2 separate regions of the Mus musculus genome follow, and region 2 is linked to region 1. A link is a loop called in an ENCODE intact Hi-C map of the cell type or tissue named here. Cell type or tissue: left cerebral cortex. All regions are shown on one strand. Links, peaks and the distances in the headings refer to the core of each region. The heading gives the core; the rest is flanking DNA.

Region 1 (7,965 bases), core at 1,352-6,351:
TGGGTTCTGGTGATGGTGAGTGGTCTTGGTTCCTGTTAGTAAGATTCCTCCGTTTACCTTTCGCCATCTGGTAATCTCTGGAGTTAGTAGTTATAGTTGACTCTGTTTAGAGATTGTTCTTCTGGTGATTCTGTTACCGTCTATCAGCAGACCTGGGAGACAGATTCTCTCCTCTGAGTTTCAGTGCTCAGAGCACTCTCTGCTGGCAAGCTCTCTTACAGGGAAGGTGCGCAGATATCTTGTATTTGGACCTCCTCCTGGCCGAAGAAGAAGGCCCAAAACAGGACCTTTCTCAGACAGTGTGTTGCTTTGGCAGTTCCCAGGTGGTACAGACTCTCACCTAAGCAGACTAAATTCCTAAGTTCCTTGGAGTCCCGGGACCAAGATGGCGACCGCTGCTGCTGTGGCTTAGGCCGCCTCCCCAGCCGGGTGGGCACCTGTCCTCCGGTCCGGAAGGTGGCCGGCTGTCCCCGGCCCACACAGGGTGCTGCCTCAGCGCCTCTGTGCTTCTGCCTGTTCCAGAAGCTGTCAGGTTCTCTGGCGCACCCTCTCACCTGTTCAGACTAATTTCCTAAGTTCGGCGGGTCTCGGACCAAGATGGCGACCGCTGCTGCTGTGGCTTAGGCCGCCTCCCCAGCCGGGCGGGCACCTGTCCTCCGGTCCGGACGGTGGCTGGCTGTCCCCGGCCCACAAAGGGTGCTGCCTCAGCGCCTCTGTGCTTCCGCCTGTTCCAGAAGCTGTCAGGTTCTCTGGCGCACCCTCTCACCTGTTCAGACTAATTTCCTAAGTTCGGCGGGTCCCGGACCAAGATGGCGACCGCTGCTGCTGTCGACAAAATGTTTTAAAACAATAATAAATCAAGTATGTTATCCTTATAAAGATACTGGAAATTTTTGGTGTCAAGACTATGTGTTATTCTTGGTGGAATAAAGTGCACATTTTCTTAACTTGATGCCACATTTGGGAAGACCCATGGAAACTGTATTATAAAGAAAGATTTGGTAGTTCTTATAGCATTTAGACAAGGAGAGATAAATCCTGGAAAATTTTCAGGTATGTTTGAGAACATTCAGGATGAGCTAATACGACATTGGTACAGGGGAGAAAAGAAATAGCAAAACCAGCAACCAGAATATCTTCTAGTTATAAACACAGACAAGGAGTTAGGCAGCTAAGAGGAGGAATAACAAGAGAAAACATTTTAATGAAAATTATTATGATTATTTGCTTAAGTTATTGGGCACAAGCTCATTCTTTATAAAACATATAAATACTCACAGCCTTCATTTTTTGGTATGTAGCAAGTTGTGCTTTCCAAAGGGAATTTAAAACTAATAGTTGAAGGTGCTGATGAGGTTGTTCCACAAGTAATGTAGTGGTCATGCAGACATAAGGACTTAAGTTCAAACCCCAGAAGCCATGTAAAAATAGCTGAATATGGTGGTGCCTATCTATAATCCCAGTACAGAGACAGAGGATCCCTGGGGCTTGCTGGCCAGCCAGTCTAAGCAAACCAGTGAGCTCCAAGTTCAGTGAGAGAGCCTACCTCAAAAAATTAGGTAGGAAAACAACAAAGGATAACAGCTGACCTCTATCCACACAGGCATGTACAAATTGGAAGTCACTCAGGTAAAGGGAGAGTCCTTTTCTTTAGTTGTATTGCCTCTGGTAGCCCTTGTTTCAGTAGAGAACTGAGTAGTGCCCGTGTAAGAAATCCTAATTAAATTCTGTAGGTAACCAATAGAAAGTAATTTATTTCTTTTAAATAAAAGCTCTCAGGGATCTATCAAATGTTATCTATCAAGTGAGGAAAAAAACAATCATTGAAAAGCTACAAATAAAGAGATCTTAAGGAGCTAGAAAAAAGTACCCAAGGAGCTGAAAGGGTCTGCAACCCTATAGGTGGAACAACAATATGAACTAACCAGTACCCTCAGAGCTCATGTCTCTAGCTGCATATGTAGCAGAAGATGGCCTAGTCGGCCATCATTGGGAAGATAGGCCCCTTGGTTTTGCAAACTTTATATGCCCCAGTACAGGGAAACACTAGGGCCAAGAAGTGGGAGTGAGTGAGTAGGGGAGCAGGGCGGGGGGAGGGCATAGGGGGCTTTTGGGATAGCATTTGAGATGTAAATGAAGACAATATCTAAGAAAAAAAATTCTAAAAAAAGAGAGAGATCCTTAGATTTTCCTCAATAGCTTTCTCTCTATTTTTCAAAATTTCTACAATTTTTCTTTACTGAAAAATAATTGTAGTAAAACTTAATTATCCTGGCCAGGATACCTACAGAATTCTTTAGTGTTCTTCTGTCGTGCTGTTATAAAGTATGGTTTCAATTCATTGCTCACTTAATTCCAACTCAGTTGGTATGCACGTTAATTAACTTGGTAACATTTAAACCACCACAGCAAGGCATGCATACACTCCCATGCAAGCATGCAGGCTTTCCCCGTACCAGGTCACATATGTAGAAAAACACTGATTTAAACAACAATATTACAGTGAATAAATGTTGAAAGTTAACCGCTTGAGGGAAATTATGCATTCAGTAGAAATAAAATTCAGTGAGGTTTCATTCATTAAAGGAGTTGGGTTTCAATTTTTGCTTGGTAGTGTTTAAATGCTTCCAGGAGAGGGAATGTTTAATTGATTACCACCCCCAACAAGTATTTGCAATGTATAAATAATTGCAAGCTGTTTCGGCAAATTCTAGTTATAAAACTGACTGAAGTCAACACTACTTGGTAAATTACTGTAATTCTTTTCTCCACATTTTTCATATTCCCATTAACATTTATCCTCCGGTAAGTACTAAACGATAAAATGAATGTGCAGTTTGAAATGATTTATTCATGTCCAAACATTACAGCTTCACAAAGGGCGTCATTTTTGGCTCCCTAAGTTGTCAGTAAAATAATTGCATTTGCCTTTTAATTGATGCTTATACTTCTTTGAGGCCATCATTAACGAGACTCCTTTAATGGTTAGCCAGAAAATATCTTTATATAATTAGCATTTTCCTGACACCCACCCTCTTTGTCCTGGAGGATTAGAGAGTGAAGCAACTTTTGAGAAAGCTCATTAAAAGACAGTGTCCAGCCACATGTTCCCAGTGGTCATGGGATGGTTATCTGGACCCATCTGATAAAAGTGTTACAGGGAGTGAAGACAGTTTTATACATTGTCATCAAAAGTGGTGGGAGTGGGTTTCAGCCATCTTCCCTCCCTGTGTGTGAGTATAGAACAGCTGTGGGAACAAATGTTAGCGTGGGCTATGCAAGCAAGCAAAAATAGCATTTCCACTTTGAAATTTCCTTCCCAGATATGTTTGGGGATGACCAAAGCAAAGGAAGGGGGTGGGGGGAATGGGTCAGAGCCATATGGCTTCTTAACTTGGTATTTACAGTTGCTTCTGAGAATAACTGTCTCCCATCATTATAAGGTGTAAAGGGTAGCATTCGTGCATAACAATAGACAGGTTGAAGTCGCATTCTCACCAAGGCAAAGATCTCATTACTCTCTGCTTGGTTCAAAATATCCATGCTCATAGATCAGAAAGTAATTCGAAAGAACAAATTCAGTCCCTGTATGTTCAATGCTAAAATAGTTAAGATTACAGAAAACAAACAAGCAAACAAACAAACAAAAAAACTTACATGTTGATTCTATTCAAATAATTAGAGTCTTTCTGTTATATTTGGGTCATAGCTATTTTTTTTCTTAATACAATCTTTAACTGCCCTTGTCATGCTAATTTAATTTAAGCTAAATGTCTGAAAACAACAGAGAAAAAGTAGCAGTGAGAATACTTTGGCCTTTTTACTGCATCTTGTTTTTCAGTTAACCAAAGGTCACATCACAGTATGAGTGAGATGAGGAAATATGTCCATAGGAACCCCTTTGCTCGGGACAGAGGCAGGCACCTCCTTAGCACAGAAAATACATACGGTTCACAGAAGAAGCAGAATCCTACTGTTTTCTGCTTGAAAAAAAGACTGCTTTTCAAATTCTCTGATTATGGCTTTGGTTTTGACATCAGTAAACCCAGATGGAGCCTCTTCACCACAGCATATAAGATAAATATTGTAAATTTTTGGCATTTAGCAGATAATTGCTAGATTTTTCTATTCATGTCAAATACATTATTTTCACAATAGGGGGAAAACACGTGCCATGTGCTTAAAAGTGCATGCTGTGAACCTTAATTACTAAGTTATATTTGGAGCATATCTTGCCAATTATATCTTGGCATTTTGGTTTAATTTAAATGTTCTCTATTATATATCTTTTTTAATTTGCCTTTTAATACCATGAGAAAAACACTGATTGCTATGTACAAGAAAGCAGAGCTGGCTGAAAAAGAGGAAGGCCGAGAGTCAGACATGGTTTCTCAAGCCTGTAACCTGAGCATGCAGGTGGCTAATTTAAGAAGACTGTATATTCAAGGCCAGTGTGATCTACATAGTGAATTCAAGTCCAGCCTGGAATACATAAAGAACCCTTGTCCTTAAAGTAAGGCAGACCAAGATTTTTATTTTTGGTCTTTGATTTTTTTGTTTTTTGTTTTCTGTGTTTTTTGTTTTTTGTTTTATTAGACATCAATATTTTACGCACTGTGCTGAAGACTGACACAGCCCCATGGTAGGTCATAGAGATGTAGCAGCATGGTAGGTCACAAAGATGCAGCAGTGTGGTACATTAAAGCCTGAAGTCAGCTGGAATTTTTTTTATTGAATCTGTTAGACAAGAAAACTTCTGGAAATAAGTTCTGAGAATTATTCTAAAACTTCCCACCACATGACTCTGTTATCATCTAGCAACCCAAGCTTGGCTGTCAATTCCACATTTAAAAAAGCTCTTTCGGCTGGGCAGTGGTGGCACGTGCCTTTAATCTCAGCACTTGGGAGGTAGAGGCAGGTGGATTTCTGAGTTTGAGGCCAGCCTGATCTACAGAGTAAGTTCCAAAACAGGCAGGGCTACACAGAGAAACCCTGTCTCAAAAAAAAAAAAAAAACAAAAAAAAAAAAACAAAAAAACAAAAAAACAAAAAAAAAAAAACAAAAACAAAAACAAAAGTCTCTTTCGGTAGACCTTGGGTACAAACTTCACAGCCAGTCCCACAACACCCAAAGGAAGCTCCACTCCCAGGCACTCTAACATGCCCAGGATCACAGGATCACAAGATCCTAGGAGCTTGGTCACACCAGGATCTCAGGGTCCCAGTGGCAGCTTGACTCCCAGGATCTCTGACACATCCAGGATCTCAGGATTACAGGATCACAGAGATAGCTGAACTCTGAGGAGTTCTGACACAACCAGGATCGCAGGAAGGACAGGCCTCAGTCAGATATAGCAAGAAAAGGTAGCACTAGATAAAATCAGATGGCGGGAGGAACGTGTAAAATCATAAGCAACAAAAACCAAGGTTACATGGCATCATCAGAACCCAATACTTCTACCATACCAAGTCCAGGATATACCATCACACCGGAAAAGCAAGGTTCGCATCTAAAATCCCTTCTCATGATGGGGATAGAAAACTTTAAGAAGGACATAAATAACTCCCTTAAAGAAATATAGGAGAACACTGGTAAACAGCTAGAAGCTCTTAAAAAGGAAAGAAAAAAAAAATCCCTTAAAGAAGTACAGTAAGAAAAAAAACAAACAAGTGAAGGAATTGAACAAAACCATCCAGAATCTAAAAATGGAAAGAGAAACAATAGAGAAATCACAAAGGGAGGCAACCCTGGAGATAGAAAACCTAGGAAAGAGATCAGGAGTCACAAATACAAGCATCATCAACAGAATACAAGAGATAGAAGAGAGAAGAGAGAGAGAGTGCAGAAGTTACCATAGAAAACATTGACACAACAGTTAAAGAAAATGCAAAATGCAAAAAGCCCCTAACCCAAAACATCCAGAAAATGCAGGACACAATGAAAAGACCAAACCTATGAATAATAGCTATAGAAGAGAGTGAAGATTCCCAACTTAAAGGGTTAGTAAGTTATCTTCAACAAATTATAGAGGAAAACTTCCCTAACCTAAAGAAAGAGATGCCAATGAACATACAAGAAGCTTACAGAACTTCAAATAAACTGGACCAGAAAAGAAAGTCCTCCCATCACATAATAATCAAGACACCAAATGCACTAAACAAAGAAAGAATATTTAAAGCAGCAAGGGGAAAAGGTCAAGTAATATATAAAGGCAGACTTATCAGAATTACACCAGACTTCTCACCAGAGACTATGAAAGCTATAGGGGCTGGTGAGATGGCTCAGTGGGTAAGAGCACCCGATTGCTCTTCCGAAGGTTCAGAGTTCAAATCCCAGCAACCACATGGTGGCTCACAACCATCCGTAACAAGATCTGACTCCCTCTTCTGGTGTGTCTGAAGACAGCTATAATAATAAATAAATCTTTAAAAAAAAAAAAAAGAAAGCTAAAAGATCCTGGGCAGATATCATACAGACCCTAAGAGAACACAAATGCCAACTCCAACTACTACACCCAGCAAAACTCTCAATTACCATAGGCGGAGAAACTAAGATATTCCATGACAAAACCAAATCTATACAATATCTTTCCACAAATCCAGCCCTACAAAGGATAATAGATGGAAAACACCAATACAAGGAGGGAAACTATACCCTAGAAAAAGCAAGAAAGTAATCTTCTTTCAACAAACACAAAAGAAGATAGCTACACAAACATAATTCCACCTCCAAGAACAAAAATAGCAAGAAATAACAATAACTTTTCCTTAATATCTCTTAACATCAATGTACTCAATTCCCCCCAAAAAAGACATAGACTAACAGACTGGATACATAAAAACACAATAATAGTGGAAAACTTCAACACCCCACTCTCATCAATGGACAGACCATGAAAACATAAATTAAACAGAGACATAGTGAAACTAACAGAAGTTATGAACCAAATGGATCTAACAGATATTTCTAGAACATTTTATTCTAAAGCAAAAGAATATACCTTCTTCTCAGCACCTTCTCCAAAACTGACTATATACATGGCTACAAAACAGGCCTCAACAGATATAAGAAGATTGAAATAATCCCATGCATCCTATCAGGTCACCACAGACTAAGACTGGTCTTAAAAACCAAAAAAAAAAAAAAAAAAAAAAAAAAAATACAGTGGAAAGCACAACATACACATGGGAGCTAAACAATGCTCTACTCAATGATAACTTGGTCAAGAAAGAAAATAAAGTCAGAAATTAAAAGCATTTTAGAATTTAATAAAAATGAAGACACATGATACCAAAAATTATGAAAGTAGCAGTAAGAAGAAAACACATAGCTCTAAGTGCCTCCAAAAAGAAACTGAAGAGAGCTCACACTAGCAGCTTGAGAGCTCACCTGAAAGGTCTAGAACAGAAAGAAGAAAATACACCCAAGAGGAGTAGACAGCAGAAAATAATCAAACTCAGGGCTGAAATCAACCAAATGGAAACCAAAAAGAACTATACAAAGAATCAACCAAACCAGGAGCTGGTTCTTTGAGAAAATCAACAAGATAGATAAACCCTTAGCCAGACTAAGCAGAGGGCACCTAGACAGTATCCAAATTAATAAAATCAGATATCAAAGGGGAGACATAACAATGAAATATATCTTAAAATAATTATTTTTGTTGATATTAACAGGTGAAAATATTAAAATCATGTTCTACCAAAAAAAAAAGTCTCTTTCCCATAGGTTATATGTATGTAAAATTCATCTCATCTGTTAAAATGCATTGACTGATTTAGGTGCATAGAGATAGGACATTAAAGGCCTGAATTATTTTTTTCTGTATGCTATTAACCTTAAATTTATAACTCTCGCCTTTTTCTCTAGCCTCTGTGATTCAATAATATGGGAACTATCTCTATAAAGTTTAATGCATTTCATTCCTGCTTGTGAGCACAAGGTCTAACTCATCAAGACTGCCCT
Region 2 (7,965 bases), core at 1,462-6,461, 120 kb after region 1:
CATTCAGGAATCTGTGCATATGGTTAAGCAGACTGTCAGAATAAATTATGACCTTACCAAATAGTAATCTGCTTGTATCTTCTCCCAAATGCACTTGCTTAGATTCCCTAGCCATAGTTTACCCCTCATCCAACTCAGGACACTTGTCCACTGTGATGGCACTTTTGCCAACTTGTCATTCTGTTCCAGGACTTTCAGCCTTAGTGATATATTATAGATCTGCAGCAGGAGGGAAACTTTCACTAAAGTGCCTAATGTGCTTCTTTATGTAAATATTATTAACCATACATGTCTGTCTCTATTGATGTACCATATCATAGATTATGAGTCTTCAATATTCTTGAGTAGGTGATCCTACAATGCATTGGGATAAACTGAGGTTCAGGGAACTTAAGTGATTCTACATTTACCCCTAATCAGTGGCAGACTGGACTATAAATCCAGGAGCCTTTCCAAAACTACCAACCACAACTCTGCACTAGATGCCAGAACGCCTTGACTTTTCTGATTGTTTGTTCAGGATTTTGTTTTCTTATTTAGCTTTATTTTTTGAAGGGCTCAGGATCAAATCCAAGGTCTTCTGCATATAAGACAAAAAACTCTAGCACTAAACTACATGCCTTCTCAGTTTTGTTGTTGCTGTTGTTGTTTAGTTGGCAGTACAGGTTTGTTTCTTTTTGTGTTTGTTGGATCTCATTATGTATCCCTGGCTATAGAGCTGGAATTAAGAACGGAAATCAGTGGGGGACCTCTCTAGGACTAACTGGATGCCTGGGACAGGGGAAGCCTCTGAGAGTCTAGGCTCTAGAGGTGACCCTAGTCGAGATTCCTAACAGTGGTAAATACAGAGACTGAAGTAGCCACCTTCTGTAGTCAGACAAGTAGAGGGAGGGGACATCAACCCATCCACAAAACCTTCAATCAAAAATTTGTTCTGCCTAGAAGATGCACAGGGATAAATATAGAGCAAAGACTGAAGTGAAAACTTAAAGGCTCTTTGGAAAAACAGTTGTGTTTGATAGTGTTTTGCTGAGGCAGACATAGGTGAAAGGAGGTTTTTCTAAAGAAGCATGTAAAAGGACACATGATGAAGGAGTCATGGTTAATGATACATATCTATTGATCCACCTTACATTGCATAGTTAAGCTCCATTTTTCAGGACTCCATAGAAAGAAATGCACCAAAAAACTTCTGGTGGTGTGCTGTGGCTTCTTGCCACTTCTTCAGACTTAAACTGATTGGCAGAGTGATGTCAGCTGAGACAGACTCATATGAAGTTTTGCTAAGTCAAGCTCACATGCTGAGAAAAGACCCATGGAAGACACATGATGTTTGGAGGGAGTATAAATAGAATTCAATGGACAGTGATGGAGCCTGAGCTTGGCTTGGTTATAGAGCTAGCTGTGCAATGCTTGTTGGCCTCTCGCCTTTGCTGATCTTTGCTTCACTGAGAGAGAGGCACAGTTCAGAACTTTTCCTGGCATTCCTTTTGTCCCTGGTCCCTCCTTGTAACTTGTGGAGAGGCTGAGGCTTGACTGAGGGAACAACCAACCAATGACTGCCCCAACTTTAGTCATCCCATGTGAGAGAGCTAACCCCTAACATTATGAATGCTCTGATATGCTTCCAGACAGGAACCTAGCATAACTGTCTCCTGAGAGACTTCATCTATCAGCAGATGAAAACAGATGCAGAGACCCACAGCCAAACACCGGGAGTGGGAAGTCTTGTGGAAGAGCAGGTGATAAAATTGAGCTGGGTAGAAGGGTCAAGGACACTATTGAGGTTTAGTCTTTTGCTGTCTATTGTAATGTTAACTGTAAGCCCCCAAGACCTGGTTGCCCCAGAGATGAGAGAGTCTGCACATAAACCCAAGTGACACTATGTGACCTTGCCTACAAGTTATTTCTGATTGGTGAATAAAGATATCAACAGCTAATACCTGGGCAGAAAAGTTGTGTATTCTGAGAACTAAATGGTCAAAGTTGGTGTAGAAACCCCATATTGCAATTAAAAACTTCTGCAAAAGGATACCACAAGACAGCCTACAGAGTCAATTAACCTGGACCCAGGGGTGTTCATAGAGACTGAACCACCATACAGGCAGCATGCAGGAGTTGGGCCTAGGTCTCATACACAATTGTGTAACTTGGTCTTCATGTGGATCCCCTAACAATTGGAATGGGGCCTGTCTCTGACTTTGCTCCCTGCCACTGGATCCCCTTCTTCTACCTGGACTTCCTTGTTAGGCCTTGTCCTTCTGAGAGAAGATGTCTCAGGGGTGGGGTGGTACCCAAAGGGGCTTCCCTTTCTCTTAAGAGAAAGAGGGGAGGTACTGGGGTGGGGAGGATTTATAAGACTGGATTGGGAAGGGGGAAACTGTGATCAGAATGTAAAGTGAATAAAAAATAAATAAATTATTGAACAAAAATATGTAGACCAGGCTGTCTGGAAACTCATAGAGATTTGCCTGTCTCTGCCTTCAAGGTACTTATACAGAAGGCATACACCCACATGCCTAGTAAGTGTTCTTAATCTATACACTATTATCAAAAGCTAGCTCCTGTGCAGAATGTTAGGGTACCAGTGTCTGTAATCCCAGCACTCTGGAAGTAAGAAAGAGGAATATCAAACTCAAGGAAAACTTGAGCCATGTATAAGCCCTTGCTTCAACAGCCAACACAGCAAGAAGTAAGCTCACCCTTGAGCCTCATTCACAATAAAGTGTGAGTGACTAGTTCTTCCCAGCTGGGTCCAGTATTTTGGAATCAAAGGAAGAAATTCAGAACATTAGCAACCAAATTTCAGACTTTAGCGATCAAGTCAAAGATAAGTGGGTTGGTGTAGGATGGAGCACAAAAGGAAAAGCTCTTCCCAATACTCCTAAAATAACATCTGGAAAGTTCTTGCAAATGTTAAACTTAGTGCCAGACTCCCACAGAAGTTAAACATCAAGTAAAGCTGCTTCAGAAAAATCTAAATTTATTCCAAAACTGAAGTCAACATATTATCAGGAAAGGTGGGGTGCTTAAAAAGTGTTGGAACAAGTAATACAAAGACAATGGGGTTCCCAGAGGGGAAAATTCCACAAATAATTACAATTCGGGTGGTTATGTTAATCACATGTGCAGTATTCTGTCACAAAAATGAGAAATTGAAAATATGCCTCTTTCTCCTAAAGGATGGCATAACCACAATCTGTATGCTTTGTTCCTGTCCATCAAAATAATGCCCCTGCTGAAATCAAGTGGCCTAAAGAGCCCCCTGACAGAGCACTGTAATCATCTTTGAACCCAGCATCTGTCCATGGGAAATACCACAGACGTTACTGACTACCTCAGCTTTTCCCTATAGTGCTTTTCCCATTTTTTGTCTTTCTGTTATGTCTTGACCTATATAGTACTATCAACTTCTCAAATGTCTTTTAATAACTTATTAAAAATTATCCATTTGTTTCTCTTATTGAAACTGTAGGATACTGAAAAAGATTAAAGTAACTAACTGAACCTGATAAAATTAGACATGCCTTCTCTTGCAGCAATGCTGGCTGTTATCTATATTTTTTTTAAATTCACAAAGTAACAGTATCTATCACTTTAATGTCACTATAAAGAAAAAGGAGGCATTGAGAAGGCTATCTAGTTATTACATAAACTGAGCAGGGAGTACATTTAAAGCCACACAATGAAAGCACAGGTCTAGGGATGTCTGAGAGAGAGGGATGTAAATGCACTCCATGCACAAGCTGACAACATAAGCAAAACCCAAGCATCTGATTTCCTAGACTATACATACAGGGAGATGAGAGTCTCAAACAGGAAGCTCCCAAGAAACTCATTGTCTAGGTAGCCCAGATTTCACAGGCCCTATCTCAGATAAGTTGGGAAGGCAAGGAGCAACAACTAAACATAGTCCTAAGAACCCTATATGAGTGTGCCACCCACACTTTCACAAAATGAGTATATATTCTTACATATTTATTTAAAATCTTCAATAAAACCCATGCTTATTAATTCATTATTCATAGCAACCAGGAAATGTAATCAACCTAGATGTCCATCAACACAAGAATGCAAAAAATAGGGTGCATATGCACAATGACATTTTGTGCAGCCATAGACAAAAATTAAATTGTGACATTTACAGGAACATAGGTGGACCTGAAAATCATATTATTACAAAAGTTTAAAAAAATATCACTCAGAAATACAGATACAATGTTTTCTCTAATATACAGAACATAGATGTGTGTATGTGTGTGTGTGTGTGTGTGTGTGTGTGTGTGTGTGTGTGTGAGAGAGAGAGAGAGAGAGAGAGAGAGAGAGAGAGAGAGAGAGAGAACTGAAATATATGTGGTTAAAAAGCAGAAGGGTGAACTTGCTGTAAGAAGGAGGGGACCCAGCTGGAGGTGTGGCACAGACTCAGGAAGGGCACTGGAGAAGGAGAATGGATGAGAACAAAGGATAGTAACAATATGTGCAAAATGACATAATGAAACCCATCATTTTGCCTACTAACCTAAAAGTTAATTTCAAAACACTAAAATCTGAGGCTGAGCATGGTTAAGTGCTACTGAAGCCTCTGTTAGTTGTGTAAACACTTAATCCAGCACTCAGAGAGCAGAAGTAATATGATCTCTGTGAGTTTGAGGCCAGCCTACCTAGCCTACAAAGCTAGTTCCAGGACACCCAGCACTATGTAGAGAGACTCTGTCTCAAAACAATACATAAATAAAATTGGGTTGGCAAGATGCTCAGCAGGTAAAGCACTTGTCACCAAGCCTGATGATCTGAATTCAGTCACAAATATCCACACAAAGAAAGAAGATAACCAGCTTCCAAAAACTGTACTTTGACCTTCACACAGATACAGTGGCACATAGGTGGTCCCTGTGCACAAATAAAAGTTTAGAGTAATAAAAAACTAAGTTCACATATTAGCTGTTCTTCTCATAAGTAAAAACTTAATAAGAATGTTTATGGTTTGTCTGTATCTGTATCTGCACACAGATTTTTACTTCTCCTTAGACATTGTAACAAGACAAGACAGTGCAGTTTCCTCACCTTGTATTCTTGATAAAGCCATTTTAAGTTTAACTAAAATTTAGTCTCCTTGATGAAGAAGTGTAGGCATAAATTTTTTGGAACCTACTTTTAATAAGTGTTCAACCTCTTCTCTAGCCCACCACCCAGCAGAGGTAGTGAAAGAGAAAAGTTATTAGGATATAGGGGAAGTGGACCTATTCAGCAATTGTTCTTTGAGGGCAAGCTTGATCTTCTTTCTGTGCAGTTCATTCCTGTAGCAACACCAAATATGACTCAGTGTAGACCAGTCATCTTGGCAGGCAGACACCAACACAAACCAGCAGCTACAGCCCAGACCAGTCCTTTCAACAGGTAGAAACCAAGCAGGAACCAGCAGCTACAGTCCAGTCCTTTCAGTGGGCAGACACCAGGCAGCTGTAGTTCAATCCTGAAGAAACCACCAGGCTCATCAACTAGCCTGAGGCTAGGCTGTTGAAGCAGCAAGCTGCTGCAGGAACCTCACAAGCAGTTCTTGGGTGAGTTTCTCTCAATGATGAACCACAAGTTGAACAACACTATGTAAAAGGAACCAATACATGTACGTCATTAGCAAAGAAAAGTGAGGAAAAACAAACCAAACCAAAACTCAGTGCTCGCCTCCCATTGTCTATAGGGTTATATTTATATTCCTTCTTCAAGTGTCATTTCATGTGTTTGCTATATCAAAACATCCTTTCACCTTTGTCTGCCTCAGGAAAACATTTTCTTGTGTGTGTTTACTTTAGCAAGACACCCTTTCACTTGTGTGCCCCAGTGAAACATCATTTGACATAATTAATTTTCCATAGAACTAGAGGTTTCTACTTCAGAGAAGCCCATGAAAATTGCCCACCTCTATTCTAGGAAGCCAAGGTCAAGATGCCCTACCTAACTTCACTTCTTGTGCAGAACCCACTCTCCCACCCCCACCCCACCCCCCATCCCTCTCACCCGCTCACATCATCTCCAGTTAACTGCTTATTTTAGCTTCTGTTAAAATGCTTGCTTGCATGAAGCTTCTTGATACCTGCAGAATGATATACCTGGATGTGATTTTTACCTTTAAAAATCCCTTAGTCTAAATGCTTAGGAATCCAAATACCTGAGTATAGTCCCAACTGGAAGGAATAAAGACTTTCAACTAGCTATAAACAGTGTGTAAGAGGGACAGATGAGCCAGAAGTGAGGAAGAGGAGAAAGAAAGTAGGATTTTTTTTTTGGAGGCGGTTTCTTGTAGCCCAGACTAGCTTCACACTCAATATAGACAACAATGAATTTGAACTCTTGATCATCTGCTTCTACCTCTTCTGTACTGAGCCTATAAGTATGCGTTCCCACAGATAGTTTTTGTTGTGCTAAGGATGAAATCCACAGCTGTGTGCATGCTAGGCAAGCTCTGTTTCAAGTTAACTACATCCTTAGCCCCAAAGTATGATTATTCTTTTCTTTAATTCAAAAAAATTGAACCCCCTGTTATATCCTTAAACCTAATCTGACTCTCAAGCCCAGGGAGGGCTGTTTGGCTGGAGGACCTCAGCTAAAAACAAGTTAGGATAACAACTGTTTATTTAGCTAACACTTTGTAGAATCTGATTTAAGCCAGGGATTTTGCAAGTAGTGGAGATGTAGCTCTTGGCTTAAATCTGAATGCAGTACACAACCTAGAATATCAGCTCATCACAAATACATTGACAGCTCTCATTCATTAACCCATCGTAATAGTGCAGAGTTTTTATCCTGCATAATTGAAGTATGCTACTCTTAAAAAGAAAAATGCCCCGGCCTGAGAGGTTTGTGTCACAGGCGCCGGCGGGAGCCTTCTTGGCTCCGGGACTCCGTGGAGGGCAGGCTGCACGGGTGACCGTGTGGAATACAGAGGCCAGCCGTTTCTGGGACGGGCGAGAGTCGCAGAGCCTCTGGGGCGGCGCCATCTTCAGCTCCAGACAGCCGGCCACCTTCCTGGTGAGAGCACGGGGGTCTGCCTGGCCTGAGAGGTTTGTGTCACAGGCGCCGGCAGGAGCCTTCTTGGCTCCGGGACTCCGCGGAGGACAGGCTGCACGGGTGACCGTGTGGAATACAGAGACCAGCCGTTTCTGGGACGGGCGAGAGTCGCAGAGCTTCTGGGGCGGCGCCATCTTCGGCTCCAGACAACCGGCCACCTTCCTGGCGAGAGCCACAGAGCTTCTGAGGCGGCGCCATCTTCGGCTCCAGATGGCCGGCCACCTTCCTGGCGAGAGCCACAGAGCTTCTGAGGCGGCAACATCTTCGACTCCAGACAACTGGCCACCTTCCTGGCCAAAGCAACACAGCTTCTGGGAAAGATCCTGTTTTGGGCCTTCACCTTCAGCCAGGAGGAGGTCCAAACACCAGATAACTGTACACCTTCCCTGAAAGAGGAGAGCTTGCCTGCAGAGACTGCTCTGACCACTGAAACTCAGAGGAGAGAGCTTGTCTCCCACGCCTGCTGATAGAGGATAACAAAATCAACAGAGGAACAATCTCTTAACAAAGACAACTATAACAACTAATTCCAGAGATTGCCAGATGGTGAAAGGTAAACGTAAGAATCCTACTAACAGAAACCAGGACCACTCACCATCATCAGAACCCAGAACGCCCACTTTGCCCAGTCCAGGACACCCTAACACACCTGAAAAGGTAGACCTGGATTTAAAAGCATATTTCATGATGATGGTAGAGGACATAAAGAAGGAATTCAATAACTCACTTAAGGAAATACAGGAGAACACTGCTAAAGAGTTACAAGTCCTTAAAGAAAAACAGGAAAACACTGCTAAAGAGTTACAAGTCCTTAAAGAAAAACAAGAAAACACAACCAAACAGGTAAAAGTCCTTATAGAAAAACAGGAAAACACATCCAAACAGGTATGGAAATGAACA

The links. A loop is a pair of places that touch in the nucleus more often than their neighbours do. Peaks named below come from ENCODE experiments on the same cell type or tissue, not always from the same donor. Only the 100,000 strongest peaks of a DNase experiment are listed, where the experiment ranks them.
Region 2: a loop joins it to region 1, with 3 times the contacts of the local background. A loop is called at or near these places in 3 of 42 quality-filtered maps.

What each region holds. Positions count from the first base shown.
Region 1 is chr1:47,098,692-47,106,656 of GRCm38, reverse strand. No RefSeq gene overlaps it. Among named protein-coding and RNA genes, the nearest start is that of Gm39638, 150 kb to the left of the region's middle. In left cerebral cortex, for the core only: no CTCF peak of the experiment used is centred there; a DNase peak (open chromatin) is centred at 3,258; H3K27ac peaks cover 1,718 bases.
Region 2 is chr1:46,978,216-46,986,180 of GRCm38, reverse strand. No RefSeq gene overlaps it. Among named protein-coding and RNA genes, the nearest start is that of Slc39a10, 130 kb to the right of the region's middle. In left cerebral cortex, for the core only: no CTCF peak of the experiment used is centred there; DNase peaks (open chromatin) are centred at 2,880 and 3,778; H3K27ac peaks cover 2,010 bases.